Regions from separate parts of the Homo sapiens genome. Here region 1 is linked to region 2. A link is a loop called in an ENCODE intact Hi-C map of the cell type or tissue named here. Cell type or tissue: psoas muscle. All regions are shown on one strand. Each heading gives the region's core, and the rest is flanking DNA. Links, peaks and the distances in the headings are about the cores only.

Region 1 (15,018 bases), core at 3,707-11,706, 49 kb before region 2:
TCGGATGTATGTCTTGGAAGGACTATCTCTCCTATTTCTGATTCCCTAATCATTTCATTAACATGCATTTATCCAGCTTGTTCTCAGTCACTTGATTACTGAAACAATGTCTCCAGTAGTCTCAGCATCAAAAGTAGGCAGTGAATTGTAGATTAAGTTATTTTCAGATTATTCTAATTTGTGCTGTCCTGAAGAGTCTAAGTTTGGTTATTTGGTGTGGCCTTGAAAGAAAACCACAGAAATTTCCATTCCATTTTAGATGTCTACTTCATACCACATTTATCGGAAGCGAAAGAGTAATTTCATGGTACAAAACTACTGTTTCATCAAATAGATTAAGATGTCCTTCAGTTGGATTACGGCAACATTAAGCCAAGTTCATACACATTCAAGAATTCTTTGAAGCAGCTTAGAAAAAAGAGATTTTATTTTTTCAAAAGTGAAGATTTAAAAATGATTAATGACAGTAATGTAGTGCATATTTTCCATTAGGAGCTGAAGTTTGGGCTGAGATTTACATCACGGTGGTGATTACAGTATACCAGATTTTAGAACAGAGAATGTAAGAAAGGAATTGGCTCGTCTTCAACTCATGTGCAGTCCACATTTGTCATTTAACCTAGCATTCATTTTTCAGTAGAAAACTTTAAAAAAAAATTTTTTTTTTTTTTGAAACAGAGGCTTCTTCTGTTGCCTAGGCTGGCATGCAGTGGCACAGTCACAGCCCACTGCAGCCTCAACTTCCCAGGCTCAAGCGATCCTCCTGCCTCAGCCTCCTGAGTAGCTGGGACTATAGGCACATGCCACCATGCCTGGCTAATTTTTTCTCTTTCTTTTCTTTTCTTTAAATGGGGTCTTACTATGTTGCCCATGCTGTTCTCGAACTCCTGGGCTCAGGTGATCTTTCCGCCTTGGTCTCCCAAAGCGTTGGGATTACAGGCATGAACTACTTACTGCGTCTGGCCTGAAAACTTAATTTTTTAAAGTCTGTTTTGTTTAAGTAAAATGAAACTATTTTTAAAAAGCAGCTGTAGCATTTGGTGGCTTTGCTGGTCCAGAGAATGTTTGTAGGAGAGAGCCTTATGTTACTAGAAAGTTGTTTAAAACTTTCAACATATCCTAAATGCATCACTATTGGATAAAATGGCTCTGAACTTGAAATTCCCATCTGTGTTCCAAAGGGCTAGCTAGCTGTTTTACTTTCCTTTCTTGGAGAAAGTGATTATTTTTTTTCTTTTTTTTGAGATGGAGCTTCACTCTTGTTGCCTGGGCTGAGTGAAGTGGTGCGATCTCGGCTGACTGCAACACCGCCACCCCCACCTGGGTTCAAGTGATTCTCCTGCCTCAGCCTCCCCAGTAGCTAGGATTACAGGCACACGCCACCATGCCTGGCTAATTTTTGTATTTTTAGTAGAGACGGGGTTGTGCCATTTTGGCCAGGCTGGTTTCTAACTCCTGACCTTAGGTGATCCACCTGCTTTGGCCTCCCAAAGTGCTAGGATTACAGGCGTGAGCCACCATGCCTGACCCGAGAAGGTGAATTTTTACAAGAAGGCTGCAATCTCTACTTTTGTATGGGACAGGACACTTGTGGCAGCTGGCGTAGCTGGTGGTCTAATCTTGACCTTTCACCCTTTCCTTGAAGTTCCGAGTCGGGGGTAGCTTCCTTTTCTCTTCAGCTGTGGTTTTCCTGTGATGGGTCCCTCCCAGTTAGTAATGAGAGGCTGAGAGACAAGTTGTGGTAACTGCTTCGTGGGTAGTGGTCTTTCCCGGCCCCTGAGTCATTCTAACTTCCATCCTGCTCCGCTGCGGATGCACATAGCTGCTTTCCTAGGGGCGAGAGGAGATGAGGGGACTGGGCCTGATGACCACAGGCGCTGCCCCTTCATAGCACATTTTATTCCTGAAGGATCCTAACTGGAAAAGTACCTCTCGCCGAAGGGGCTGGGTGGTTCCTTATCATTTTCAGGCAAGGCCTGGAGACAGGGGCTTGAACTGGGCTGTGATTTTTAGGAAAAACGGATGGTCCATGATTCGTTGATTGCTGGACTCCTTCCATCTGAACCTGTCTTCACCTGTCTTCACCTGTCCTGCTCTAAAGTGAACTCTTCACACTAGGGCCGTCTGGCCTGCTAGCAGGATTGTTGAAGGAATTATTCCAAATTCCTGCTTCTAAAAGAATTAGGTTGTGAATCTGAATCTGTCTTTTATGTAGATCAGTGGGAGCAAAAATTCCAGAGGCAGAAAAGCCAAATGTATTGGCACTGATTTAAAAGGCTTTTATGAAGTCTCGGGAACCTGACTGGAGGGTAGTTGGCCTTCTCAGCACAGGTGGGAAGCCCCGTAGCCGGTACCAGCATCCCTGGCCAACAATCCACAATTAGCAAACAGATGTTCCCTTATTTGCACATGGGACAAAAACCTACTCCTGTCTCTGTCTCTTGTAAACTTAGGGAAAAGTGCTTATTGTTAATGGATTTTGTGTATTTTCAGAGTAAGCGACAGTGTTCCAAAGTTCAAGGTTCTCCAACAGCCCCCAGGAACGGTGGCCTGAGGGTGTCCCTGTGTTTACAGTGCGGGCTGTGTGTGAGTGAAGTCGTGCCTCCTGCCGCCCAGCCGGGCTTTGCTGTGAACAGGCAGCAGGGAGGGAGGGATGGGGCAGGAGACTTGAGAGAATTAATTAAGTTAATTAATGGGTGTCCCTAAATTACTTTGAGCTTCTGGGGGGAAAGGTTCTGTGTAAACACCAGGCCCCCAGGTTCTCCCAGCTGCTGTTGTGCGAGGCCACGTCTCGAGTTTAGCTTTGTTTGAATTGGTGAGATGGCCCCAGGGCAGAGCAGGACTCAGTCTGAACTGTTGCCTAGATCACTTTCTCAGGCATTATGGCCAGATTTATTTGGTCACGGACTGGAATTTTGATCTGCTAGAGAGGACCACAGAGAATCAAATAAGTCACCATTTTATAAATGCTCCTGGACAAAGTTGAAACCACAGGTAGGACCAGGCAAGGGTTCCGGGGCCCCTGACGTGGGAAACTAGAGCAGCGACCCGGGACCACAGTGGTCTGTCTGCCTCCAGGACTGGTTTGCCTCCTCTCCTAGCCGGAGGCTGTCTCAGCGTAGTGTTTACAAAATGCAAACTGGGATGGTGTGTGCTTCTCCCGCGGGTTTTGTTTGTTTGTTTGAGACGGAGTCTCTTTGCCCAGCTGGAGTACAATGGCGCAATCTTGGCTCACTGCAACCCCCACCTCCCAGGTTCAAGGGATTCTCCTGCCTCAGCCTCCTGAGTAGCTGGGACTACAGGCATGCACCACCACGCCCGGCTAATATTTGTATTTTTAGTAGAGAAAGGGTTTCACCATGTTGGTCAGGCTGGTCTCAAACTCCTGGCCCCAAATGATCCGCCCACCTCAGCCTCTCAAAGTGCTGGGGTTACAGGCAATGAGCCACCACGCCCGGCCTTCCCCGTGATTTTTGTAGCTCACCTGTAAGATCGTGATTTCAAATCTTACCAGGCTCTTGTTTTGGCTGTGTGGCTCAAAAACTTGGCTTTTAGCCTTTAATTGTGAAAACGTTCAAACACAAAAGTAGAGGGAAAAATGAATCCCCTGTCTACCTGCCATTCGGCATTGATAGTTATCAATATATTGCCATTTTTATTTCACTTGTCCCTGTATTTTTTATGAAAACGTGAATCTCCTAAAATTTAGTTTGTTTAAAGCCAGGCAAGATTCTAATTTGTTGGGTTGGCTTTTTTTTTTTTCTTGCATTTAGATATAGAAGTTCAATTTTTTTATTTTATTGTAAATTGACAAATTATTATCGTTTTTTGAGATGGAGTCTTGCTCTGTCGCCCAGCTGGGAGTGCTGTGGCACAATCTTGGCTCACTGCAACCTCTTCCTCCCAGGTTCAAGTGATTCTCTGGCCTTAGCCTTCCGAGTAGCTGGGACTATAGGCGTGTGCTACCATGCCCGGCTAATTTTTGTATTTTTAGTAGAGATGGCATTTCACCATGTTGGCCAGGCTGGTATCGAACTCCTGACCTCAGGTGATCCACCCGCTTCGGCCTCCCAAAGTGCTGGGATTATAGGCGTGAGCCACTGTGCTAGGCCAACAGATTAGGATGATTATATATTATGGGGTACAAAGTGATCATATATGTGTACAATGTGGAATGATTAAATCAAGATGATTAACGTAGTCATCACCTCAAATACTTCTTTGTTTATTTATTTATCTTTTTTGAGGTGGAGTCTTGCTCTCTCACCCAGGCTGGAGTGCAGTGGCACCGATCTCGGCTCACTGTAACCTCCGCCTCCCAGGTTCAAGCGATTCTCCTGCCTCAGCCTCCTGAGTAGCTGGGACTACAGGCGCGTGCCATCACGTCCGGCTAATTTTTGTATTTTTAGTAGAGATGGGGTTTCGCCGTGTTGGCCAAGCTGGTCTCGAACTCCCGACTTCAAGTGATCCGCCCGCCTCGGCCTCCCAAAGTTCTGGGATTACAGACATGAGCCACTGCACCTGACCACTTATTGTTTGTAGGGAGAACATTTGAAATTTACTCTCCTAGTGATTTCAAAATATACATTATTATTAACTATAGTTACCATGCTATGCAAGTTCGAAATTTACTTGGCAGATTTCGTGTGGCCAGCAGCAGAAATGGTGGCATGAACTGATTCTGAGACATTGGCCAAGACACATTTTTAAAAGCAAAGTGACCACTTGGGAAGGGTCGACCACAGCCTGGAAGAACAGGGAGCGCTCTGCTGGTGAGCTCGGGAGGACAAGGTCTGGGCCCTTTGACGGCACTGCCTCTAGCCCCGGGCAAGAGAGGGCCGAGGGCCATGTCCAGTGGCCTCTATGCTCCCCTTTCTGGATGACATTCCTGCTGCTCAAGACCCTGGAGTGTGCTAAGCACATAGTGCAGCCTGCTCAGCCCCCTCCCAGGGCCTCAGGCAGACTGTGCAGCCGTATGTCCACCCCAGGCCCGGGCGTTGGGGTGGCAAGGGCATGTTACAGGTGGAACGGGACACACACTAGCTGGGACTCTGTGTGTGTATGCACGAGGCTCCCTGCAGGGGGGCATGAAGCCCAGGTTGGGGGAAGTCGGGGAAGAGAAGGTGGCCAGGCTGGGGCCGCCCTCCCCACTGGCTACATAATGAACCTGGCCTTCCAGGTAGTCACGGTGGCATACTTTTCGAGGTAGGAGGATAGAACCTATTTTATTTAACTGTTTTACTTTGTTAGCTTGATTTAAAACTGAACAGCTGGGCATACAGGATGCAGCACTCATGAGTACTCTGGCCCCAGACCCTACAGATATTCAGGCAGACCTGTCCTGGGCACCTGTCCCAGCCCGTGTCTCTCTGCTGTGTCTCTCTTCTGGAGCGTTCCTGGGGTGCTCAGGGTCCCCTTTGTGCTTTTTGGCTGCTCAGTTTCTGTTGCTGGGCTCCTTCGGCCTTCCCACTGAGGATGGGGAATATATTCTGTTTTCTTTCCACTTGAATTGTCCTTAAAGCCATGGGTAAACTGGTTCAGGCTCAGACTTGGGAATTTGATCGGAGTCCCTTTAGCATTTCTGGGCAGGGCTTGTTGGTGTCGTGGCCAGCTGTCCTCGAGGTGAAAACCAAATTGGGTTGGGAGGGTGCACATGACACTTAAAGCCCCCAGAGCTGCGGTGCCATCAACCACACACTGTGGACAGGAGGCTGTCAGTGGGCAGGCTGGGTCCACCTTCAAAGTCCATACGAAACAGCCCAGTTCAGGGTACTGCTTCTTTTCGAGATCTCACGGGCAGGAGCCTTCTGGCACTGTTCATGTAAATGTAAGTCATTCTTTCTTTCTGGAGGAAAATTTAGACAGGTGAATGAAAACCGGAGTGCTTAATCCGCTATTCTACATGCAGAAGTTTATCTCAGGAAACAGTCCCAGATCACTAGCCCATTTTGCTTCAAGGATGTTTATTGCAAGCTGTTTTGAGTTTTTCACTGGTTAAATAAACTTTGGTTCAACTTGATCATAATAGCTGACATTTGTGGAGTGTTTACCACCTACCAGGTGCTGATCCAAGTGGCTTACATTTATTAACTTACTTCATCCTTATGTCAAGGCAAGTACTAGTAATCTCCATTTTACACTTGGGGAAACTGAGGCACAAGAGGCCTAAGAACTTGCCTGAGGCTCCACCTCCAGTGGAAGGCTCCAGAGAACAATATGTTCAGTAAAATCTCATTCTTATGTAAAAAAATGAATATATATATATATATATATATATATATATATATATATATGGAAAAAGACTCCCTTTGTCCTGTTGTCTCTGGCTTATCTTGGTTTTCATCTGACATACACTTTTGATCGAGGAGGTTCCCACTTGGGGAAACAGCCAGCCCCTTTCTGAGCAGAGGGTGTGGCACTACAAAGGCGAAACATGATCTCTGGGAGAAACATGCTTGAAGCCCACGCTCCTGGGGGCAGAGCTGAGCCTCCACACGGATGTCCCCAGCACTGGGAGCAGAGGCTGATGCGGCCCCAAGGTGCTGAGGAAAGCGCCCCCCAGTGCAAAGGATGCTACAAGGCCCCAGGCTTCTCAAGGAACATGAGGCCTGGCAAACCCAGAACGTTAGACTGGGTCGGCTCCAAGATGCCCCTGGGTTTGAGCTGGAGAAGTGTCTGCGGGAGGGTGCTGGGGCTCCTGCAGAGCGTGTCTTCCTGACCCTGTGGGCTTTTCTGGGGGGGGCTAGGAGGCTCTGCCAAGTTGGTGGATGGAACTGTGCCTTGCCCTGGGGGGCACTGGGCAGGAGCCAGCCTCGGAGCGTGAGTCTGGTGCTGCGCCAGGAGGCTAGATGCCCCGGCCAGGTCCTGTGGGCTGCGCCGTCTGTGCCCTTGGCCCGCGAGGCTGGCAGGCTGCCACTGCTTGTAAAGCCTCCTGGTTGAAAAGGTGACTCGGAGCAGCGGATTCACTGGGAGCCTGTCAGCCACAGAGGCAGCTTGTGCTTGTGCCCCAGGCCCAGGCCGCAGGAGGTGGGATCAAGTTCCACGGCTCCAGTGTGAAGGTCTGAGCTTCATTCTAAGGCAGGTTTTTGAGGACATGGGGCTCTCGGGCACCTGGTTGTATTCCTGCATCCTGCATTCCTGCCCACTCTCTCATGCCTTCTTCTCCTTCTCCTTGGCGTGCCCCAAGCCAGCCTTCCATCTCAGATGGAGTTGTATGTTTCTAGTGAGCCCACACACCCCCTGAGGACAGGGCCTCACCCCCGCACGCCTGCTTCTTCATCACAGCTGCTAGGAAATGAAGATGCATGTCCCCAGGGGCCTTTGAAGTAGGATGTGGTCTCCCTGAGCAGAACTCTGACTCTAAATTCTCTCCTGGCTCTGGCGTTGGTGTGGGACTTGGGTTGCGGGAGGGGGCAGGTTGTTAGCGGCTGCTGCTCAGACCCAGCGGAGGACCGGGCTGCTCCAGGCTCCCGGCAAGATGTAGCAAAATGGCCAAATTTAAGGTGAGCACGGGCTCCCGTGCAGTTTCTCACCCCTGCTGCTGGCTGCCTGTCTGTGAATGCTAAGGCGAGGGGTGGTTCTACATTGACTTCTTACTGACTGGTGGGAGTAACCCGGAAGAGGCAAATGACTTCCTTCCCTTTCCTCGGCTCTGAACCTAGAATGTTCCAGTGATACCACCTCCAAACTCTTCACCTGTGTCCTTTCCCACCTCTCTGCCCTGAGGACAGGGAACTAAGTGGCTGCTCACGGTGGGTAAAACTGAGGCTTACAAGACACCTTGGGCAATGGGACAGCCAGACCCCAGCCCTCAGCACCTGCCTCTCCCATCCCAAGCCCCAGTCTCTTTTTCAGCTGCAAAGTCAATACCTTTGCTTTCAGAGAGGGAGCATGTGCCACGCCAGGAGAGGCTTTGGGTGTATCACAGATGGAGACTGCCTAGCTTAACTGCGCAGTCTGAATGATTCTAAGGAGGGGAAGAGAGAACGCCTCTGGAGCCTGGCACACACATTTGCCGGAGAAAGTGGTGAGTGCGTTGTGACCAGGTGAGGGACGAACCTTAAGGAGATTGGCTGAGAACACCTCCCCTCCTCACCCTAAGTCAACAAACCCGGGACAGCAGTGCTTCCAAAACCTTACTTGTTCACCTCACCTGGAGATTCTTGTGGCAAATCGGGTTCTGCCTCGTTGGCTCTGGGGTGGGCCTTGAGAGCCTGCCGTTCTAACAAGCTCCCAGGTGATGCTGATCCACGACCAGCTTTGAGTACCAGGATCTCGCATCAGCTTGGGAGGGAGGAGACCTGAATCCTAGCCCTGGCTCCTTAGGCTCTTCTTTCCAGTGGGGGAATTTAGTTAATTGCTCCGGGCCCCAATATCTTAATCTGAAAACAAATGAATGACAACCTAGTTGCCTTTCCTACTCTGAGATTCCATGCGTCTTAAAAGAAAAAAGTTTTAAAACTAAACATGTCACTGTCACCATCGCTACTTCACACACCTAAAGTTATAAACCACTCAGAAATGCAAATCTTAGGAGATGTGATCTGGCAAGGCAAAATCGAAGATGGCTTTGAGGTCTCAGCTAAACCTAGAAATCTGATGCTCTGCATTTTTTATGGGATGCTTATGAATTAATGAAAATACATGAGATTATCTCTCCTTGAGTCTACCCTTTCCTACAACCAGCAAAAACTTATAAAAAGCAATTGAAGCTTACTTTGGGAATGCCAAGGGATTGATTAAAATATGGACTGTGCTGATTCCATGGCTGGTTTAGCAGATTCTTGTTAAAAGCCATGACTTTTTAAAATTTTTATTTTTTTGTGGGTACATAGTAGGTATATATATTTATGGGATACATGAGATATTTTGATACAGGCATGTAATATGTAATAACCACATCATGGAAAATGGGGCATCCATCCCCTCACACATTTATCTTTTGTGTTACAAACCAATTATACTCTTTTAGTTATTTTAAAATGTACAGTTAAATTATATAGTCACCATGTTGTGCTATCAAGTACCAGTTCTTATTCATTCCTTTTATTTTTATTTGTTTTACTCATTAACCATCCCCACCTCCTCCCTAGACCCCCGCCGCTACCCTTCCTAGCCTCTGGTAACCATCCTTCTATTCTCTATGTCCATGAATTCAATTTTGATTTTTAGATCCCACAAATAAGTGAGAATATGCAATGTTTGTCTTTCTGTGCCTGGCTTGTTTCTTTTTTTTTTTTTTTTTTTTTTCCTTTTTTTTGAGACAGAGTCTTGCTCTGTCACACAGGCTATAGTGCAGTGGTGCGATCTCGGCTCACTGCAACCTCCGCCTTCTGGGTTCAACCTCCCAAGTAGCTGGGATTACAGGCACCCACCACCACACCCAGCTAATTTTTGTATTTTTAGTAGAGACAGGGTTTCACCATGTTGTCCAGGCTGGTCTCGAACTCCTGACCTCTGGTGATCCACCCGCCTCGGCCTCCCAAAGTGCTGGGATTACAGGTGTGAGCAGGTGTGAGCAACTGCACTCGGCTGGCTGGCTTGTTTCACTTAACATAATGACCTCCAGTTCCATCCATGTTGTTGCAGATAACAGGATCTCATTCTTTTTTATGGATAAATAGTACTCCACTGTGTATATGTACCACATTTTCTTTATCCATTCATCTGTTGGTGGACACTGAAGTTGCTTCCAAATCTTGGCTATTGTGAACAGTGCTGCAACTAACATGGGAGTGCAGACATCTGTTTGATATACTGATTTCCTTTCTTTTGGGTAGATACCCAGCAGTGGGATTGCTGGATCATATGATAGCTCTACTTTTAGTTTTTTGAGGAACCTCCAAACTGTTCTCCATAGTGGTTGTACGCATATAGTACATATAGTACATAACATATATAACATATGTATACTACATAACGTATATATAGTATATAACATATATAGTGGTTGTACTAATTTACATTCCCACCAACTGTGTACAAGGGTTTCCTTTTCTCCACATCCTTGCCAGCATTTGTTATTGCCTGACTTTTGGATGTAAGCCATTGTAATTGGGGTAAGATGATCTCTCAGTGTAGTTTTGATTTGCCTTTTTCTGACGATCAGTGATGTTGGGCACCTTTTCATATGCCTGTTTACCATTTGTATTTCTTCTTTTGAGAAATGTACATTCAAATCTTTTGCTCATTTTTTGGATCGGATTATTAGATTTTTTTCCTGTAGAATTGTTTGAGCTCCTTATATATTCTGGTTATTAGTCCCTTGTCAGATGAGTAGTTTGCAAATATTTCCTCCCATTCTGTGGGCTGTCTCTTCACTTTGTTGATTGTTTCCTTTGCTGTGCAAAAGCTTTTTAACTTAATATGATCTCTTTTGTTCATTTTTGCTTTGGTTGCCTGTGCTTGTGGGGTATTGCTCAATACATTTTTGCCCAGGTCAATGTCCTGGAGGTCTTTCCCAATGTTTTACTGTAGTAGCTTCATAGTTTGAGGGCCATGGCATTCTTAAAAACATAACTTTCATTCTTGCATAGCTTTTTTTTTTTTTTTTTTTTTTTTTAAGTAACCTGGACTGTCATTTGGCTAGGGAGGCGGGAGTTTGTGTGTCTGGAAATGTGTGGGTTTTTTTTTTTTTTTTTTTTTTTTTTTTTTTTTTTGGGACGGAGTCTCGCTCTGTCTCCCAGGCTAGAGGGCAGTGCAGCTACCTCGGCTCACTGCAAGCTCCGCCTCCCTGGTTCACACCATTCTCCTGCCTCAGCCTCCCGAGTAGCTGGGACTACAGGCGCCCGCCACCACCCCTGGCTAATTTTTTGTATTTTTTAGTAGAGACGGGGTTTCACCATGTTAGTCAGGATGGTCTCGATCTCCTGACCTCTTGATCCACCTGCCTCGGACTTCAAAAGTGCTGGGATTACATTACAGGTGTGAGCCACCACACCCAGCCAGTGTGTGGTCTTTTTTATCTGTCTGTTTAAACTGTCTGTTTTATATGTTGCATGAACCCCGCTTTACCATGAATCTTATCAATGACTGATAAATATTGTCTATTGGAAACATTCTCTTTAAGAGGAGGTGACCGTTCTCTGCAGCTCCTGCTGATTCAGCAAAGCTGAGGTCAGGTGGAGCCAGCTGGGCAGAGATGAGTGATTAGAAGGCTGTCATTGGCAGTGACAGTCCACGTGCTCCAGGGCAGAACAGTGACACTGGCTGTCACAGTCTGTTTCAACAATGGAGGTTGTTTGTTTTTATTTAAATGATGTGAATAAAGAAAGGAATCTTTGAAAACTAAGGCTGGAGCTGCCCAGGCCTGAGCCAGGCCCTTGTAACAAGGCCCTTCTGGGTGGGGGATCTACCTCTCTTTTCACCTGGACCACCTGGCGGTGGGTGGCGAGCTCAGAACCACAGCTGGGTGGAAAATGGGAGGGCCAGCAGCGAGCTGCAGGAATGGAATTCCATGATGGCATCTCATGTCTCCAGAGTGGACAGACAGAAGCTTGTGTTTTCATTTCAAAGGGCATCTGCCACGCCCTCCAGGCAGACCACATAAATGGCATTTTTGGGTGAGGCCTGAGGGATTCTGTCTGGTGGTATACACTGATTTTAACCAGAAGCAATAGATTTGGGCTCTTTTTGACAGGGGAAGATAGATGAGAGATGATTTCCATGAGGATGTTGAAAATATTGGCAATTCTGAAGACCCCAGGGAGTCCCAGGGGGTTCCTGGCCAGGAGCGCCCCTCCATTGCCCTGCACCACCTTGCTTTCCAGGCTGTGGCTCTGTGTGTCTGAATCTACGGCATGGGGGCACTTCCTTCTAATTCACAGAAGAAGCTATATGGGCCCCAGACTGCCCATCCTGCTAAAACTGGCAAAGGCCTTTTCCCAGCCTGAGCAGTAGTGATTCAGCCAACTGCAGAAGTGGTATTTGGAGCTCACCCTTAAAACATAAAGCAAGTTATGTTCAGACTATATACAGGCAATGAGAAAATATGATGAAATATGACTGCGTATGAATAGCCCCAGACTTCTAGGGCCTTTGAGTGTGTCTGTCTTGGGCAACATCTTCTCCTTTTAGATTTCAGGCTCAGTTTACTGTCAGGAAAATTAAGTTGCTGAGAGCGTCTCAGAATTTTGGCTTAAAAGAGAATATACACCTGGAACAAAGACTTGAGGGGTGCTCCTATTAAAAAAAACAAACAGTGTGTGAGCTTCAAAGGAGCACCTTGAAACTCCAGTTCCATCACATCCACTCTGCTGGGCCCTCCTAGGGCAGCTCTCTGTCTTGTGCCTGCCTTCTCTTCTGAACACTCCTAAGGTATTTTGAGTGCGGAGGATAGGATCATACACTCAGGAAAGCCGAGAGCTAGATCCTGAAGCATCTGTGCGGGAAATGCCCATCTGTGCCTGAAATGAGCATCTGCGAGTGAAGTGATCCCATGTCTGGGATCTGTTTGGCATGCGCCAGGAGACAGACGGACACATGCATGCACACACACACACAGCGGGGACGGGGAGTTGGTGAAATAAGAGTGGGAAAATGTTGACACCTCCGTGAGCCGGGTGACAAGCTGCTTGGTGGTTCACTAGACAGGGAGTTATAAATTGGCCGCTTTTCAACATCGACAGATAAAAATCAATAGCCTTCCCATAATGCCATCATTAATCAATTAGAGTCTGTAATGGGAAAAGCAGATGCCACTCCCCCACAGTTTCTGGGAATAAACAAAGTGTATAAGGCCTAAAAGAAGAAAGCTATAGAACTTGACTGAAGCCCACATCTGTGGAAAGGCATACTATGTTCTTGGAGTGGGAACATCAACACTATAGAGATGGCAGTTCCTCTCCAGTTAATCTGGAAGTGCAAGTATCGATGAGTAAATCCAATTAAATTCCAACAAGAGCCTGGTCTAAAATGTAACAGGCTGATTTTACAGTATCGCTGGACTCCCCCTACATCCAAACTTATTCTTACCTTCATTCTCCCATTTTGGTTAATGGCAGCACCATCCAGGCAACTGCTGGTAATAAAAGCCTGTGAGTCATTCTGACGCCCCTTCCTTCCTCAGCCTCATCCAACCTACCAGCCAGTAGTGAATCCCACCCCAAAACAGATGGTGAATCCCACCGAGTCCCCCGGTCATCGCTGCTACATCGAGAGTGCAGCCACTGCCCCATGTGCTTTCCTGGTCTGCTTGGCAGCCTTTGAACTAGTCTCCTGGCTCTTCCCCTGCTCCCCGTATAGGGATCTGCTTGAAGCTCACACAGCCCTGATCCTCTGCCCCTGCCTCTTTCTCCACCCTCATCTCCCACCATTTCCTGGGCTCACTGCATTCAGCAGCCTGACTTGTTCCTGCTCAGAATCTTCACACCCACCTGCATGCACTCCCTCCCCCAGGTGATATGGTTTGGATCTATGTCCCCACCCGAAGTCATGTTGAAATGTGATCCCCAGTGCTGGAGATGGGGCCCAGTGGGAGGTGATTGGGCCATGGTGGTGGTTTCTCATGAATGGTCAGCACCATCCCCCCTGGGGTTATCATTGAAACAGTGAGTTGCCACAAGATCTGATTGTTTAAAAGTGTGTGGCACCCACCCCACCCTCTTGGTCCTGCTCCTGCCATGTAAGTTGCCTATTCCCACTTTGCCTTCCACCATGAGTAAAAGCTCCCCGAGGCCTCCCAAGAAGCAGATGCTGCCATGCTTCCCGTATAGCCTACAGATCCATGAGCCAATTAAATCTCTTTTCTTTATAAATTACCCAGTCTCAGGCATTTCTTTATAGCAGTGCGAGAACAGACTAGTACACCAAGGGTTGGCCTGGCTGCTGCTGCCTCCGTCTCCCCACCTACCCCACCCCCCCCCACCCAGCTTCGTGACTGCAGTAAGACCTTCCTGACCTCTGTGGCTGGAATACCCTGCAGCCCCCACACACCAACTGTCTCTGCCCCATGCCTGGTTTCCTTTCTTCTTGGCGCTTATCACTGAAATTACCTTATGTGTGTGCTTACGTGGGTGTCTTCTGTTGTCCACTGCAAAAATGCATTGTGGGTTGAATTGTGTGCCCCAGAAAAATACATTGCTGTCCTAACCCGGGATACCTTGCAATCTTATTTGGAAATAGGGTCTTTGCAGATGCAATGAAGATGTAAGTTAAGATGGGATCGTACTGGTATAGGGTGGGCCTTTAATCCAATGTGACTGGCGTGCTTATAAGAAGAAAAGGGACACAGGCAGACGCACGCAGAGGGGAGAATGTCATGTGAAGGCATACAGGGAAGACAGCCATATGACAATGGAGGCAGAGATGGGAGTGACACTGCCGCAAGACAAGGAATGCCTGGGCTACCGGAAGCTGGGAAAAGCAAGGGAAGATGCTCCTACCCACGCCTTGATCTTGGATTTCTGGCCTCCAGAACTGTGAGACAATAAATTTGCTGTTGTTTCAAGCCCCCCGTTCTGTGGTTCTTTGTTACAGCAACCCAGGCAACTAATACAGGGGCATTGTGTATCTCGTTCAGTACCTTACCTTAACACTGCCTCGTGTGGAAATGAGGCTTGGCAAACACTGTTGAATGACGAAGCATTGGCAAAAAAAATAGCCAAGATTTTGAAAAGGATCCACAAAGGCAGACTGATTTACCAGGTAGCACAACATATTATAAAGCCCTAACCATCGTGGAGGCTGTCAGCACAAATCAACACAGTAGAGTGGAAGGCTCAGAACAGACTTGTGTGAGCAGTGTTACTTTGTTTCTTATAAAGGTGATGACTTCAGTCGGTCAGAGAAAGGTAAGGGTGGATACTCAGCACCTGCTGTTGGTGTGGTTGATCAGTGCAGTGCCTAAGAGGCCCCTGCTCTATTCAACTGGATATTCACGCAGGCATTCTTGGCCGGTCTGCTCAGAGAGGAATAGGCTGGAAACCTTGGCTGGCCAGCAGGATGCTGCCTGCTGCTCTGCTTCCAGGGGAGCGAGGGGTCTTCCTGGCAGTTTTTGCAGGTGGCTGCACACACAGGTGT
Region 2 (15,018 bases), core at 2,215-10,214:
TCCTGGAAGCCAGTATTAGCACCCTAGAGTTGTGAAATCTGCGTGTTAAGCAGCCGCTCCCATCCGTTCCCCTAGAATATAGCCATCTGCTTAATTTCTCCTGGAGTTTTTTCTAAATTCTGTTCTCATTTCCAGAGATGCTGTCTTACAACTTTTAAATTTTTGCTCTAACTTGCAATCTGTAAGATAAGGCCACCATGTGGAATACAGTGGTGTAAGCCATAAGAAAGGAAAACCCCGGAAGGCACATGTATGGTACTCCTGCCAGGGCAAGCTGGGTGCCCTGTGTTTACTGAGTGAAGGCGTGGCTGTGCGTCCCCCCTCGCTGCCGCTGCTGGGAGAGGAATGCCTTATGCGGACTTTGGCCACTTTAATCCAGCAGAGGTTTGAGCACCTACCTTTACTGTGTGGGACTTTCTGCCTGCTCCAGTGTTCAGAGGGTAGATACAGAGATGAGGAGGCTGCTCTCAGAGTCCCCACTCAGAGGAACATCAGAGCAGGGGGCCCTAAGATGGGCAACAGCTGCAATTACTTGCCTGTAATTCTGCTCAGAATGTCTGCACTGTGGATATCAACGAGGCTATTATGTAAATATCTGGTTAAAAATGAGATTGCTTTTGGCATCTTCGTCATGAAGTCTTTGACTGTTCCTATGTCTAGAATGGTATTGCCTAGGTTGTCTTCCAGGGTTTTTATAGTTTTGCGTTTTACATTCAAGTCTTTAACCCATCTTGAGTTGATTTTTGTATATGGTGTAAGGAAGGGGTCCAGTTTCAGTCTTCTGCATATGGCTAGCCAGTTATCCCAGCACCGTTTATTGAATAGAGAATCCTTTTCCCATTGCTTGTTTTTGTCAGGTTGGTCAAAGATCACATGGTTGTAGGTGTACGGCCTTATTTCTGGGTTGTCTATTCTGTTTCATTGGTCTACGTATCTGTTTTTGTACCAGTGCCATGCTGCTTTGGTTACTATAGCCCTGTAGTATAGTTTGAATTCAGGTAGTGTGATGCCTCCAGCTTTGTTCTTTTTGCTTAGGATTGCCTTGGCTATTCGGGCTCTTTTTTGGTTCCATATGAATTTTAAAATAGTTTTTTCTAGTTCTATGAAGAATGTCAATGGTAGTTTAATAGGAATAGCTTTGAATCCATAAATTGCTTTGGGCATTATGTCCATTTTAATGATATTGATTCTTCTTATCCATGAGGATGGAATGTTTTTCCATTTGTGTCATCTCCAATTTCTTTGAGCAGTGTTTTGTAATTCTCATTGTAGAGATCTTTCACCTCCCTCATAAACTGTATTGCTAGGTATTTTATTCTTCTCACAGCAGTTGTGAATGGGATTGTGTTCCTGATTTGGCTCTCTGCTTGACTGTTGTTGGTGTATTGATTTTGTATTCTGAGACTTTGCCGAAGCTGTTTATCAGGTTAAGGAGATTTTGGGCTGAGACTGTGGTGTTTTCTAGATATAGAATCATGTTGATTGCAAACAGGGATAGTTTGATTCCTCTCTTCCTATTGGGATGCCCTTTATTTCTTTCTCTTGCCTGATTGCCCTGGTCAAAACTTCTAATACTATTAATATGTTAAATAGGAGTGATGAGAGAGGGCATCCTTGTCCTGTGCTGGTTTTCAGCTTTTGCCCATTCAGTATGGTGTTGGCTGTGGGTTTGTCATAAATGGCTCTTATTAGTTTGAGGATTGTGGATCTAACCAAACTAAAGAGCTTCTGCACAGCTGAAGAAACTATCAACAGAGTGAACAGACAACCTACAGAATGGGAGAAAATTTTTGCAAACTATGCATCTGACAAAGGTCTAACACCCAGCATCTATAAGGAACTTAAACAAATTTCCAAGAAAAAAAAAAAAAACATTAAAAACTGGGCAAAGGACATAAACAGACACTTTTCAAAAGAAGGCATACATGCGGCCAGCAATCATGGAAAAAAGCTTAACATCACTGATCATTAGAGAAATGAGAATCAAAGCCACAATGAGCTACCCCCTCACACAAGTCAAATGGCTATTATTTGACTTGCGTGAATATTATTTGACTTGTGTGAAATGAGATACCTCCTCACACAATAATGGCTATTGTTAAAAAGTCGAAAAATAACAGATGCTGGCAAGATTGCAGAGAAAAAGGAACGCTCATACGCTGTTGGTGGGAGTGTAAATTAGTTCCACCATTGTGGAGAACAATGTGGTGATTCCTCAGAGACCTACTCACAATAGCAAAGACATGGAATCAACCTGAATGTCCATCAGTGGTAGACTGGATAAAGAAAATGTGGTTTGTATACAGCATGGAATAGTATGCAGTCATGAAAAGGAATGAGATCGTGTCCTTTCCAGCAACACGGATGCAGCTGGAGGCCATTACCCTAAGCAGACTAAGGCAGGAGCAGAAAACCAAACACTGCATGTTCTTACTTACAAGTGGGAGCTAAATGATGAGAACACATGGATACAAAGAGGGGAACAACACACACTGGGGCCTATCAGAGGGTGGAGGATGGAGGGTAGGAGGAGGGAGAGGATCAGGAAAAATAACTAGTGGGTGCTGCTAGGCTTAATACTGGGTGACAAAATAACCTGTACAACAAACCCACATAACATGCGTTTACCTATGTAACAAACCTGCACAAGTACCCCTGAACTTAAAATAAAAGTTAAATTTTGAAAAATTTTAAAAAGGGGACAGAGAGAGAAGCTGTGGCCCCAGCTGGGTGGTTTTCTCTTTTCTGGCTGATGTCTGCATGGGGAGAGTCCCTTCCCTGCCCCACTTCATTACCACTTGCCTTTTATTTTGAACTTTTATTTAAAATACTGGTTTTGGATTTCAACCAGAATTTTAAGACTTGGGGTCTCATCTATTGCATCTCATCGAGTAAGTCCCTGGGAACCACTGTCCTTTAGCGGCACTGTCCTTCCTAAAACACCGGACATTCTAACACGGAAAATGAAAGCAAACCGCATGCATTTCCTAGGACTGCCCATAATAAAGTACCCCAAACTGGGTGGCCGAAAACAACACACTTATTCTCTCCCAGTTCTGGAGACTGGAAGTCTGCAATCCAGGTGTCGGCAGGACTGCTGTCTCTTCGAAGTCCCCCTGGGGAGAACCCTTCTGAGCCCACCTGACCGCCCCGGCTCTTGGTGGCCTCTGGCAAGCATCTCTCCATCATCTCTGCCTCCGTTTTCGTGTGGCCTTCTCTGCCTGTGTCTCTCCAGGACTCCAGTCGTACTGGATCAGGGACCCACCCTACTCCAGTTGTCCTCATCTTTTTTTTTTTTTTTTTTTTTTTGGAGACGGAGTCTCGCTCTGTCACCCAGGCTGGAGTTCAGTGGCACAATCTCGGCTCACTGCAAGCTCTGCCTCCCGGGTTCACACCATTCTCCTGCCTCAGCCTCCTGAGTAGCTGGGACTACAGGCGCCCGCCACCACGCCCGGCTAATTTTTTGTATTTTTAGTAGAGACAGGGTTTCACCGTGTTAGCCAGGATGGTCTCGATCTCCTGACCTCGTGATCTGCCCGCCTCGGCCTCCCAAAGTGCTGAGATTACAGGTGTGAGCCACTGAGCCCGGCCCAGTTGTCCTCATCTTAACCCATTACTTCTGCAAAGACCCTATTTCCAAACAAGTTCTAAAGTACTGGGAGTTGGTACTTCACCATATGGTTTTTGGAAGGGACACAGCTCACCCTGGGCCGCGGATGCTGGCTCCTGTTAGAGGACTGTGCTTTACAGGCAGCGCCTGTGGCCCTGTGAGAACTCTCGCTGCAATCTTTGCTTTCTCACTTTTACAGACCAACAAGCCCTACCACAGACCAGGCTGGGCCTTGGCTCTGGCCACTTCGTGTCGCGTGCCTGCTGACTGGCGCTTGTCTCCTGTGTTGCCAGCCTGCTTGTTAGAGCTCAGAGGCAGGGACCTTGCCCCCACATCTCCTGAATCTCCCACCTCGGGCAGCCTGGCAAGGCCATAGAGATATGAACAGCCTGCCCTTCCAGCTCCTGGGGTACAGCCCGATGCTGTTGACATTGCCTCCACCTCCCTTCCTTGTCTGGGCTGGGGAGGGATTTCTTGGCTCCCATAAGCCTTTGTGGGCTTCCTAGTGTGTGTGTTTTGTCCTTTTTCGTCCTCTGGGCTCTGGGCTAGACAGGGCTGCTCTCCATGAAGTCCCCACCCAACCTTACTCCCAGGAGCAGCAGTGATTGACAGACAGCTGGGCACCACCACCTGCCGCTCACCCACAGATGCAGCCGCTGCGGATGCTGCCCCCGCCCCACCTAGAGAGCATAACTTAACCCATGGTGACTTCGTTAACAAGAGATGCGTAGCGGGGCCCCAGGAAGGTGGCCCTACACCCACGGTAGCTCTTGGTTGGGTGCCTATGTTTCAGGCTGTGCTGATGAGCCTGGAGGTGCCTGGGCTGGCCCATCCATCGGAGACCCCGGACAGCCTGGCTACCCAGGAAGGGGAGCTGTCACTTCCCAGCGCTGAGTCCAGGGCTGTCCACGTGGGCCTTCAGCAAAGCCTGACTGAGCCTGCCAGGTCCCAGGCTCTGCTCCCAGGTGGGTGGGCATGGGGGGCAGTGGTGGTGTGATGGGGGCGCAGCAGGAGTGGGGCAGGTGAAGCTGGTCCTGCCAGGTGCTGCCGCCCTTCCAGGTGGTACTTCCGATAGGTGGTGTTCGGCTGGTGACCCCTGCCTGGAGGTCGAGGGGAAGCACAGCAGAGCCAGGGCAGGGAGAAGCGTGTGCTGCGCGCAGCCCAGGAAGGAGGGGCATGGAGCAGAAAGAAACACAGGTGAACTGGAAGAGCAGAGAGGGTTCATGCTTCCTGCACACATGGGACCAGGGCATGGGCCTGGTGGGGGGTCAGCATTCCTCCAAGCCAAAAAACACAGGTGTGACAGCCCTTTTTCTAAAACATTACAGAGGCAGCAGGAGCAGAGATGGCTGCAGGGAAGTGACTGTTCCCCAAAAGCAAGAAACTCCTGTTGCCTCACTTGTATAAGCCAAGGGAACCCCTCGCTTTCTGTCTCTGGAGTCACTGAATATTTTTGTTTATGTCACTTTATAGCAGTACTGATGCTTAGGTTGATCTAAGTTCGTTTTTAAAACACAAAACACGTCTTTAAGTGGAATGCACAGTTAGTATGCTCCTGCGAAGCGGCAGCCCCGCTGCCCTCCCTGGCTCTGCGGCCACCTGCTGAGGATGGTTCTTCTAGGATGAGTCAGGAGAGTGGAGCAAGGCTCAGCCTGCAGGTCCTTGCTGAGCTCAGGGAAGCAGCCCCGTGAGGATCGGGCTGCGTGGTCTGCAGGGGAACCTGCCTGGGACCCTGTGAGATTTACCTGTTTCAGGTGCCAGTGATCTGCTGGGATTCTGGAGAGGTCCCTCAGGGGAGCCTGGCACTTCCTACCCCCTTGAGTTTGCAAAGTCACAACTGAGGGCCTGGGTTGGGACGGTGTCATGAGCTCTCCATAAGCTTTGCTTATGGTACAGGAGCAGACTGTCTGGCGCTTCTGGAGACCTTTAACGTGCTCCTGTAGACAGTCGGGTAAACTCATTCTGGTAGCACAGCGTGGCCTCCCCCTCCACCTGACATCTGAGGAAGTGGCAGGCTCTGCATCTCGGTGGCCTCGCCCCAGGGTGCAGGGAGCAACTTTGAGGAAATTAGTGCTGAGCCTCCAGTAGGAAGGAGGACTGTGCTGGGGAGGCAGGTGAGCCCCTTGTGGTGCCGCCCGCAGGTCACACTGGCCTGGGGCCCCTGCAGAGGAAACAGGATCCACCAGCCAGGCCCGCTGACCATTTGGAAGTGGAGCGTGCACACAGGCGGCTGTGCGGTCATCGTCTGGCAAACAAATGATGGGACCGGACCAGGAGCAGACTGGCTCCCTGTGGTGGGGACTCTTGGCAGGCGGATCGGCTTCTTAGGAATTAATTCTCAGGAAGCCAGAAAAGGGGGACCCTGTGGCACCCTCTGCTTTTGCTTTGGTTTAACATGTTTCCTAGGAGGAATAATTAATCTTCTTTCTCTGAGGCAGGCTGTGTGTGTGTGTGCATGGGTTGTATGTGTACAGTGTGTGCGTGGTATGTGCATTTATGTGTTGTACATGTGTGTATGTGTCATGTGCATTGTGCATTTGTGTATACATGTGTGTGGTGTGTGCCTTGTGTTTGTTTTTCATGTGTATGTGTGCAGTGTGTGCATTTATGTGTTGTATACACACATGTGTGGGTTGTGTATGTGTTGTGTGTCTGCACGCACAGATGTTGTGTACATGTGTAGATAGCATCTCAGCCTCCTTGGGAGGAAGCCTTGAGTCTTTTTGGCTCTGCTGAGTCATAGCTGGTGGGCTTGCTCTGCAGTGCTGACTCACCACACAGAAAAACAAGACCAAAAAGTCCCCTCAGTCTATTAAAAAAAAAAAAGGATGTAAGATAAATATTTGGCTATTCAAGATAAGGCCACTGACTCATTCAGGGAGGTTAGGATGACTGCGTGTCCTCCCAGGAATGCAGACTTGGAGATAATTGGTTTGCAGACACTGTATCTGGAAGCAGAAGGTCAGCAGAAAGCCTTTCAGATAGAAGGTATATGTACCCCTGTGAGTTTTCCTGCCTCGTCGCTCTCTTTTTATGGCCATTAGGTTTCTGTTCCCACTGCTCTGGAAGCGTCACTCAGGGTCACCCTCTGGCTGCTCAGTCTGGGGTCTAGGCACTGGCCTGGCCTCATCACAGCACTGGCACGGGCCTCCGACTTTTCTTCCCGTGGCCCCACTGCTCTTCCCGGTCTCCCTCCCACCTCTTGTCTGTTCCTTCTTGAATCCCTCCTTCTTCCCACGACCCAAGCTCTCTCCGACGCCAGCAGGTGCCCGCATGCATAGTCATAGCGTCAGGGCCTCTGGGGAAGAGAAAACAGCTTCGTTTTTTGAGTGGCTACTCTGTGCTGGGACTATGCCCCCCTCATTTACCCCTCACAGCTCATCCCTTCTCCGTGCACAAGGTGACATGAACTTCATGTAGAGAGAGGGAAACTGAGGCTGAAGATGGCTAAGTAATGTGCCCAGGGCCACCCTGCTGGGCAAATGGGGGTTTGCAAAGTGGCAGTCGGACCCAGCTTGTGCTAATACCAGAGCCCACTTTCTCTCCTGCTTCCACTCTCTGTCCTGCCTCCCCACCCCAAGAGCCCTCTGTCAAAATGACATCTGTGAGGTGAGACATCACTTCTTCCACTGGTATTAAAAGTTGTTCGCCCAGAATGGAAATGTATCACTTGCATTTGATGGTCAAGTTATGCCTACTGCCTTGGGAACAAAGAAGACAGTCTTGATGATAGGACGGGGTGCAGATGTCACCTACTTCCCCTGTGGAGGACGGGGTGGAGAACTTTGGAGCTCCTTTCTTCTTGCTCCAGTGTGGGCAGGGAGGGGCATACAGAGCACTGACAGCCCTCAGTGTTTTCAGAAGCTGGTTCTGGGCAAGTCTCAGCTTGGGAGGAGCCTGATGTGATGCTGGAAGTGGCATTGTTAGCACTTGGGGCAGTCAGAGTGAAGGGAGACATTCCTCAGCCTAAATAGATCGTGGGCATTGGTTTTTGTTGTTGTTTGGTGTTTTTTGGATTTCACTCTGTTGCCCCAGCTGGAGTGTCGTGGTGCAATCATAGCTCACTGCAGCCTCATCCTCCTGGGCTCAGGTGATCTTCTTGCCTCAGCCTCCCGAATAGCTGGGACTACAGGCATACGCCACCATACCCGGCTAACTTTTTAAAAATTGTTTTGGTAGAGATGGGGGTCTCACTTTATTACCCAGGCTGGTCTCGAACTTTTGGGCTCAAGCCCGCCTCCCACCTTGGCCTCCCAAAGTGGTGGGACCGTAGGCGTGAGTCACTGCGCCCAGCCTGGATATTGTTAAACATTGTCTTTATATACAAATGTTGGTTTCTTTTCCAGGAACCTGGGCCTATGCAGGGCACACACGCCGGTCAGTTGTATGTACCTAATTTCACGGTAGCCAACTATGTCTGTAGCCGTTCAAGCAACCTGCTATTTTATTCTGTTTTGTCAGTAGAAGAATGGAGTTCAACAGCTTTGCTGGTACTCAATACCTGGAAACAGACAGCATGTTCTTAACACATGCTTTTTTCCTTTGGAGATTAAGGGATAGTATTCCAGTTTGACAATGTAGATACCAGGCTCCTGTAATTCCTGTGGCCCAGGGAAACAGTGGCTCTAATTTTCAGGTCCTCCACTGCAGAATGACTCATTCCTGTGTGATCTGAGCGTGATCTCGCCTGCATGGGAAGCTGCCCTGTAAGGGAGCAGGCCGGTGAGGAACGGAAAGGACCACAGCAGCGCCCAGGCCGCCCTGCCAGGCCAGGCTAGAGTTGCGCAGATAAAGGCCCCGCATCTGATAAGTGTCGCCGCCTGCCCCTGCTGGCGCTCAGGATCGTACTTCTTGTCCTTTTAAAACTCCCTTGCACTCCAGCGTCATTGGAGGCCTGCAGGCACACTCTGAAATAGCTGTACGTGTGGGTGGGGAGGAGATAGATGTCTTAAAGTGTACGGATCATTTGTTTCTCTGCAGGTGCTGTCACACTGGAAGCTTGTGGAAACCGTGTTGTGTGTGTTAACTGAGTGGTGTGTTTAAGAACACAGTGGGGCAGGGCCAGGACCAAGTACAAGATCAGGTTGAGTCTTGCATTGTCAAGTACGAGACTGGCTAGCACAGTCAGTGAGGTCTTTTGGCTATCACTGGTGCATTTTATTTCATTCAGTCCTTTTCTCATAGCTCTCTTCTGCTTAGCTATTTGCCAAGGCAAAAATAGAGGGCTCTAAGGAAGGTTACATTCCAGAGCACACTGACTTCTATTCATACAGGGGGTGGCGGAAGGCTGTTCCTGGGATTTTCAGGGTGACGATAAGGTTGTGCCCTAGAAGTGTGAATTCCCGGAGACCCTGGGAGGCCCCAACCCCCAGCAGACCCCCTCCTCAGAGGCTGGTCGACAGCCAGCATGCCCGCCCAGTACCTGGCGAGAGGTCAGGGCGCATTGCCGGATGGGGGAGCAGAGGACGCCGGAGTCCACCGTCCGCCCTTCATTCTGGCTGGTGTCGGGTCACAGGTGGCCGGATCCCGTTACCCAGCCCAGGACGTTCGGTTTCATTGAAGAATACCTTTCCCTTTCTGTTTCCTTGTGCCGCAGATGATTTACATGGACGATGGAGTGTCATCTTTTGTCCAGATCAGAGGCTCCGTTCCGCTGTTCTGGGAACAGCCAGGGCTTCAGGTAGGTCATGAAAAAACTTAAATGTCCCCTTGTGATGTTGTCCGCCCTGCCCTTCCCTTCAATAGCTGGGGAAGATTTCTTTTAACACGTTCGTTTCATGGCATAGTTTCCAGTCTTTTTCCTCAGCCCTGTTGTGTTGAGCTGAGCTATCAAAGTGTGCACACGTGTGTGCATATGCATGCGTGCGTGTGTGTAGAAAACACAGACACCACTTTGTTGTTTCTGGTCGTCAAGGATGCTGTGTGAAACCGCTGACTCGGGAACGGTGCTGCGGTGCCTGCTGAGTGGGTGCCGCGAAGTGAGCTTGGGTAGCACTGCCTGAGGTTAGACCCTGAGTTCGGTGTACTGAGGACGTTTCTGAGAGCCGTGACTCTCATGGAGGGCTTCAGGAAGGCTCTGTGGCTGCGTAGGTCTGGCACCCGGTGCTGCCTGTTGTGGGGCCACGTGAGACTTCCACAGCTTTCCCGTGATTTCTAAAAATACCCCTTGCCGTCCAAAGCAGGGCTCTGGTCAGTGCCAGAGAGATTTGGCATTCTTTCTCCTGGGAAGAGCACAGGGTGGGGACACATTCCAAGAACACATTTGTCATCAATGGAATGACACGCTGCCTCCTTCACCAGGGTCTCTAACAAGGTGGGTTATGGGCCGAGTGGACTGGAGGGGCCTCCCCACTAATCCCCAGTCTTCCTCCCTGTCCCGAGGGGACGTGGGTGCCTTCAGAAAGCCTCTCGGCCAGGGCCTTTGTCGCCTCTCGGCTCTTCTTACCGACAGCTCTCGTGTGACTGCATTTGGGTTGCCAGCCAGTGGCTACTGGGGCCCAGAGTGCCATCTGCCAGGTTCCAGGGGGTGTTTGACAACGCTGGACTCAGGGTCCCCAGTCCTGGGTTCAGCTTCTTAGCCTGCTCTTTGACTTGACCCTGTGCCAGGAGCAGGTGAGTCACTTGTCCCCATGGCTGTCAGCACGCTGCAGTGACAGCATTGGTGAAGTACTGGGTCAGCCTGGGCAGTGAGATGGATGAATGGAGGTCTCGTTTAGGCTCCACGCTCTGGTAGGGAGAAAAGTCTTGATTAACATTCAGTCTTTCCACTAGAAAGAGCGCACCACACTGCACGAGATAACTGACGGCCTCCGGAGAAACGCTCCTGAGGACAGCTGTGACACAGAAACTCCTCCGGAGGGCTGCCCAAAGGAGGTTTTTGGAAAAATAGCTTTATTGCAATATAACTTACACACCCATTTAAAGCCTACAACTTGGTGCTTTTACTGCATTTATGGTGTTGTGTAACCACCACTGTAATCTAATCTTAGAACACTTTGATCACCACTAACAAACTTTGTCCCCGTTAGTGGTCTCTCCCATCCCCTCCAAGTCTCCCTCATGCCAACTCGACTGTTCATCTACTGTCTTTATCTATAGATTTCCCATTCCAGACGTTCCAAAAGAGTTTTTGAAACCTGATTTTCTTTAAATATGGAGTTTTCCTTTGGAAACTTCTCGAGCTCTGTATTCAGGAGAATGAAAGAATTGATCGAATGAGTGTGGCACAAAAAGGAGACAGGGAGACCATGTTGTGTTTCATGTAAAGTTTGTAAGAAATCCAAAAATTAGGGGAATGGTCATGATGGATTCTTAGAATTTGGGAAGGACCCTTTGGAATTCATCCATTCCACCCTCTGACTCTCAGTTCAGGGGTCCTCCTTTTTTTTTTTTTTTTTTTTTTTTTTGAGATGGAGTCTCACTCTGTTGCCCAGGCTGGAGTGCAGTGGTGCAATCTCGGCTCACTGCAACATCTGCCCCCCGAGTTCAAGCCGTTCCCCTGCCTCAGCCTCCAGAGTAGCTGGGACTACAGGTGCCCACTACCACACCCAGCTAATTTTGTTGTATTTTTAGTAGAGATGGAGTTTCACCATGTTAGCCAGGCTGGTCTTGAACTCCTGACTTCAGGTGATCCACCCGCCTCAGCCTCCCAAAGTGCTGGGATTACAGGCGTGAGCCACCGCACCTAGCCAGGCCAGTTCAGGGATCCTCTTCCAGGACCTCCAAAGGGCTGTCCTCCAGGCCACAACTGGGGATGGTTCCGACTCTTGGTGAATTCCTCCTGTATTGCACTGCTGCGTCTGTCTGACTCTAGAGTGTTTTGGGGTGCGCGGGAATATGTCTGATTCTTCTCCGTGTGACTCACCCTCAGTCCTTGGAGGGAGTCTTCTGGTTCCCTCTTCTTCTTCTTGTCTTCTCTAAGGCCTCCCAACTCCTTTGGCCACCTTCCCTCCTGTTTCTAAGACTCTCAATGTTCTCATCTCCCTCATCTAAAAAATGACACTCCTTTTTGTCGTTCCCCTCTTGGATTTCATTTTGGTCTTACCTTGACCTTCGTGCTGCCTCAGATGTAGCCTGACCCGCCATGGGATGACTGTGCCTTGGTCTGTCAGGGGCCAGGAGCAGTGGACCACGAGGTCTCAGCTTTTTGGCAGCTGTTTCACCCTCTTAAATTCCTAACATTTGTGCTGCACCAAAGCCTCCATGGTTTCTTCTTTTTGTTTCTTGTTTTGTTTTGTTTTTGAGACGAAGTCTTGCTCTGTCACCCAGGCTGGAGTGCAATGGCACGACCTCGGCTCACTGCAACCTCCACTTCCTGGGTTCAAGAGATTCTCCTGCCTCAGCCTCACAAGTAGCTGGGGTTACAGGCACCCACCACCATGCCTGGCTAATTTTTTTTGTATTTTTAGTAGAGACAGGGTTTCATCACGTTGACCAGGCTGGTTTTGAACTTCTGACCTCAAGTGATCTGCCCGCTTCGGCCTCCCAAAGTGCTAGGATTACAGGCGTGAGCCATCGCGCCCGGCCTCCATGGTTTCTTCAAAACAAGCTTCAGAAGGCTTTAGTGTTCCTTAATCTTATTAAGGATTTGCTAACCTTTGGGCCTAATACCTGTGTTTAGCCTCTAAACACCACTCATCATCAAAGAGAGATGAAGTCATCTTCACAGGGGGCCGGGAGGGCAGCGGGAAGTGGTGGTCTACCGTCACCGGCTTCAACTGTCACTATCAAGCCTAAGGCTGCTTCTAGTTATTTTTCTCCACTTTGAACTTTTTCTCTTCCTTCTTCACTTAGGTTAGATGAAAAGTGCAAAGATTTTGGGGTGAGTAGCTTGCGTATTAAGCTGCAATGCTGTCCCTCCTTGACAGCTGCCGTTGGAAACCCAGGAGCCCAGCAGGATGGGGCAGGGTTGAGCAGAGGGTGGTGGATGAGGATTTGTCTGCATGTTTTCCTGGGTAATGGTACCTTCAGTACTTCCTGACTCCATTTCTAGCAGCCGTGTACCTTTAATAAATTTCATTTTTACGTGTAAATGGGCTGTGCAGTTTATAAATAGCCACATTGAAATTTTACCCTTAAAGCAAATTGCTCCCTGGTCTAGCTAGTTCGAGAATCTATTTATGATCTGTGTCTGTGGTTGACAACGTTGCTCCCCTGGTCATTGTAGAAGCTTCCCCCCACCATATGCTGTATAGACACGTGCCTTGCCAAGGTGAGTTCAGTCTGTCTTTTGAAGTTTCCTGCAACTGAACCAAACGGAGGAGGATGCCGAGTAGAGCAGACCCCTCTTGCCCTGCCTTCACCTCTTTCCTGCCAGAAACCATTCGCCAAGTTTGTGGAGTCGTGGCGCTGGATGGGCTTGTGTGTTTGTACCTTCCTTTTTTCCAAAAAGGACATGAGATGGCTTGTAGTATAACAGTTTCAAAAATAAGTGAAGAGGTCTGGATGAAGGGCAAGAGTCGAATTGGTGCCCACGATGCATGCCGTGGGTCTTGTGTGCGTGGGAAGGAACCTGACGCTTGTTCCAAGCTTCCCCGCAGCCACCACAGAAAGAACCACAGTCACAGCCAGTTTATGACAGTGACTCAGAGCACGAGCTTTGAAGCGACGCAGACCTGGGCTCAAATTCAAACTCTGGCTCCCCTGCTTTGTAACCATGTGTGTTTGAGAGGCTCTTATCTGTGCCAAGCCTTAGTTTACTTTTCTGTAAAATGGGGCTAACAATATCTACCTTATAGGGTTCTAGAGAGGATTAAAGAGCGTAATATAAGAATTTGGCTGGGCATGGGGGCTCATGCCTGTAATTCCAGCAATTTGGGAGGCCAAGGTGGACAGATCACTTGAGGTCAGGAGTTTAAGACAAGCCTGGCCAACATGGTGAAATCCCATCCCCACTAAAAATGCAAAAATTAGCTAGGCATGGTGTCAGGTTCCTGTAATCCCAGTTATTCAGGAGGCTGAGGCAGGAGAATCACTTGAACCTGGGAGGCGGAGTTTGCAGTGAGCCAAGATTGTGCCACCACACTCTAGCCTGGTCAACAGAGTGCGACTCTGTCAAAAAAAAAAAAAAAAAAAAAAAAAAAAAAACACACAGTATCTAGAATCTAAAAAGTACTCAAAATGGCAGCTGCTATTGATACTAATAGAAACAAATGATAACACCCAGGAGATAAAACCAATGGTGGCATCCGGAGAAGCATGGCTCTTGGTGCCGTGAGCACTGAATGAGAGTTTCCTCCTGTCTTTGTGGGAACAGGGACACCGTGAGATGTAGTAACATGAAGACAGCTTCCTGGTCAGTCTTATCTCTCATCCCTCATAGACTCATCGTAAATCAGTAACCCCAGATGAAGCCATTTATTCATCCCAAACATTCACTGAGCGTCTGCCAGGTGTAGGGGGCACCAGGGATCAGATACAGTCCCTACCTTCAGGGAGCAGGGGGCAGGACAGGGCAGTGTTGTGTGGACAGAGCCGTGTTGGAGGAAGGGAGAGGCCCCGGGGGCAGCTCTCCCAGGCTGAGGGTGTGGGGTGGGCTGCCCAAGGGTCCAGACTGGGGAGGGGTGAGGAAGAAGCACTCAGGCAAGGAAGGCAGCCCTTGCAGAGGGAACAATGGGTGCAGGTGTTGTAACCCTTGGGTTCACAGTGATCAGGGAGCATCACTGGGTAGCTTCTTGAAGTCCTGGGCATGAAGGGAATGGGAGGAGAGATAGGAGAGGTGAGCAGGGCTGGGTCAAGGGCCTGTGGATGCTACACTGAGGAGTTTGCATCCCATACCAGCAGCTACTCAAGCAGTACTCCCCAACCTTGCTGCACAGAAGACTCTGCTGGGGAGCTTGAAAAATCCTGATACCCAGGTTGATACCATACACATTAAGTCACAATATCTGGGGCCGGGAGCCAGGCAGCTGTCCTTTTTGAAGACCCATGGGTGACTCCAGCATGCAGAAAAGTATGGGAACCACTCGGTGCTGTGCTGGCAAGCCAGTTTTATTGGGGTCAGACTGGGTGCAGGGAGCTTTGGTTTGTAGCATTTGTCCATTGCTGTGGTGTAAATTCTCCCATCGTGGCCACTTTCAACCTACGGCTCCACATCACTGAGCTCAGAGTTGGGACCAGCTGGGTGCACCGTCGGCTTGCAAGCCTGCAGGAGCTGGCTCCAGCACACACTGGACACTGCTAAAGGGCTGCAAGAGGTAGAGACACAATTAGACAGAAGTCTAGGCAGTGTTAGTTTGGAGGGGAAAGACACCAGATGGGAGGCCGTTGAGCTGAGATTTTTGGGTAACCTTAAGTCTGGTAGGAGTGGTGGGGTGCAGGGGAGAGGTGTGGAGGTGCTGTCTGCGATCCTTGGGCCTCTTGAGTGCTGATCGAGACTCTGCTGTGACTTCCACAGCCAGGAGTTCTCC

Evidence for each region. A loop is a pair of places that touch in the nucleus more often than their neighbours do. Peaks named below come from ENCODE experiments on the same cell type or tissue, not always from the same donor. Only the 100,000 strongest peaks of a DNase experiment are listed, where the experiment ranks them.
Region 1: it touches region 2 in a loop (2.9-fold over the local background); 51 of 110 quality-filtered maps call a loop at or near these places.

Annotation. Positions count from the first base shown.
Region 1 is chr6:157,983,175-157,998,192 of GRCh38, forward strand. All of the region lies in intron 1 of SYNJ2 (synaptojanin 2), which reads left to right. Among named protein-coding and RNA genes, the nearest start is that of SYNJ2, 8.8 kb to the left of the region's middle. In psoas muscle, for the core only: no CTCF peak of the experiment used is centred there; a DNase peak (open chromatin) is centred at 6,907; H3K27ac peaks cover 2,611 bases.
Region 2 is chr6:158,034,110-158,049,127 of GRCh38, forward strand. It overlaps SYNJ2 (synaptojanin 2), which reads left to right. Exons shown (of 27, transcript NM_003898.4): 5 at 9,207-9,290. Among named protein-coding and RNA genes, the nearest start is that of SYNJ2-IT1, 41 kb to the left of the region's middle. RefSeq lists enhancers at 3,445-4,139, 6,826-7,361. In psoas muscle, for the core only: no CTCF peak of the experiment used is centred there; DNase peaks (open chromatin) are centred at 5,822, 8,382, 9,702, 10,212 and 1 weaker place; H3K4me3 peaks cover 1,559 bases; H3K27ac peaks cover 5,032 bases.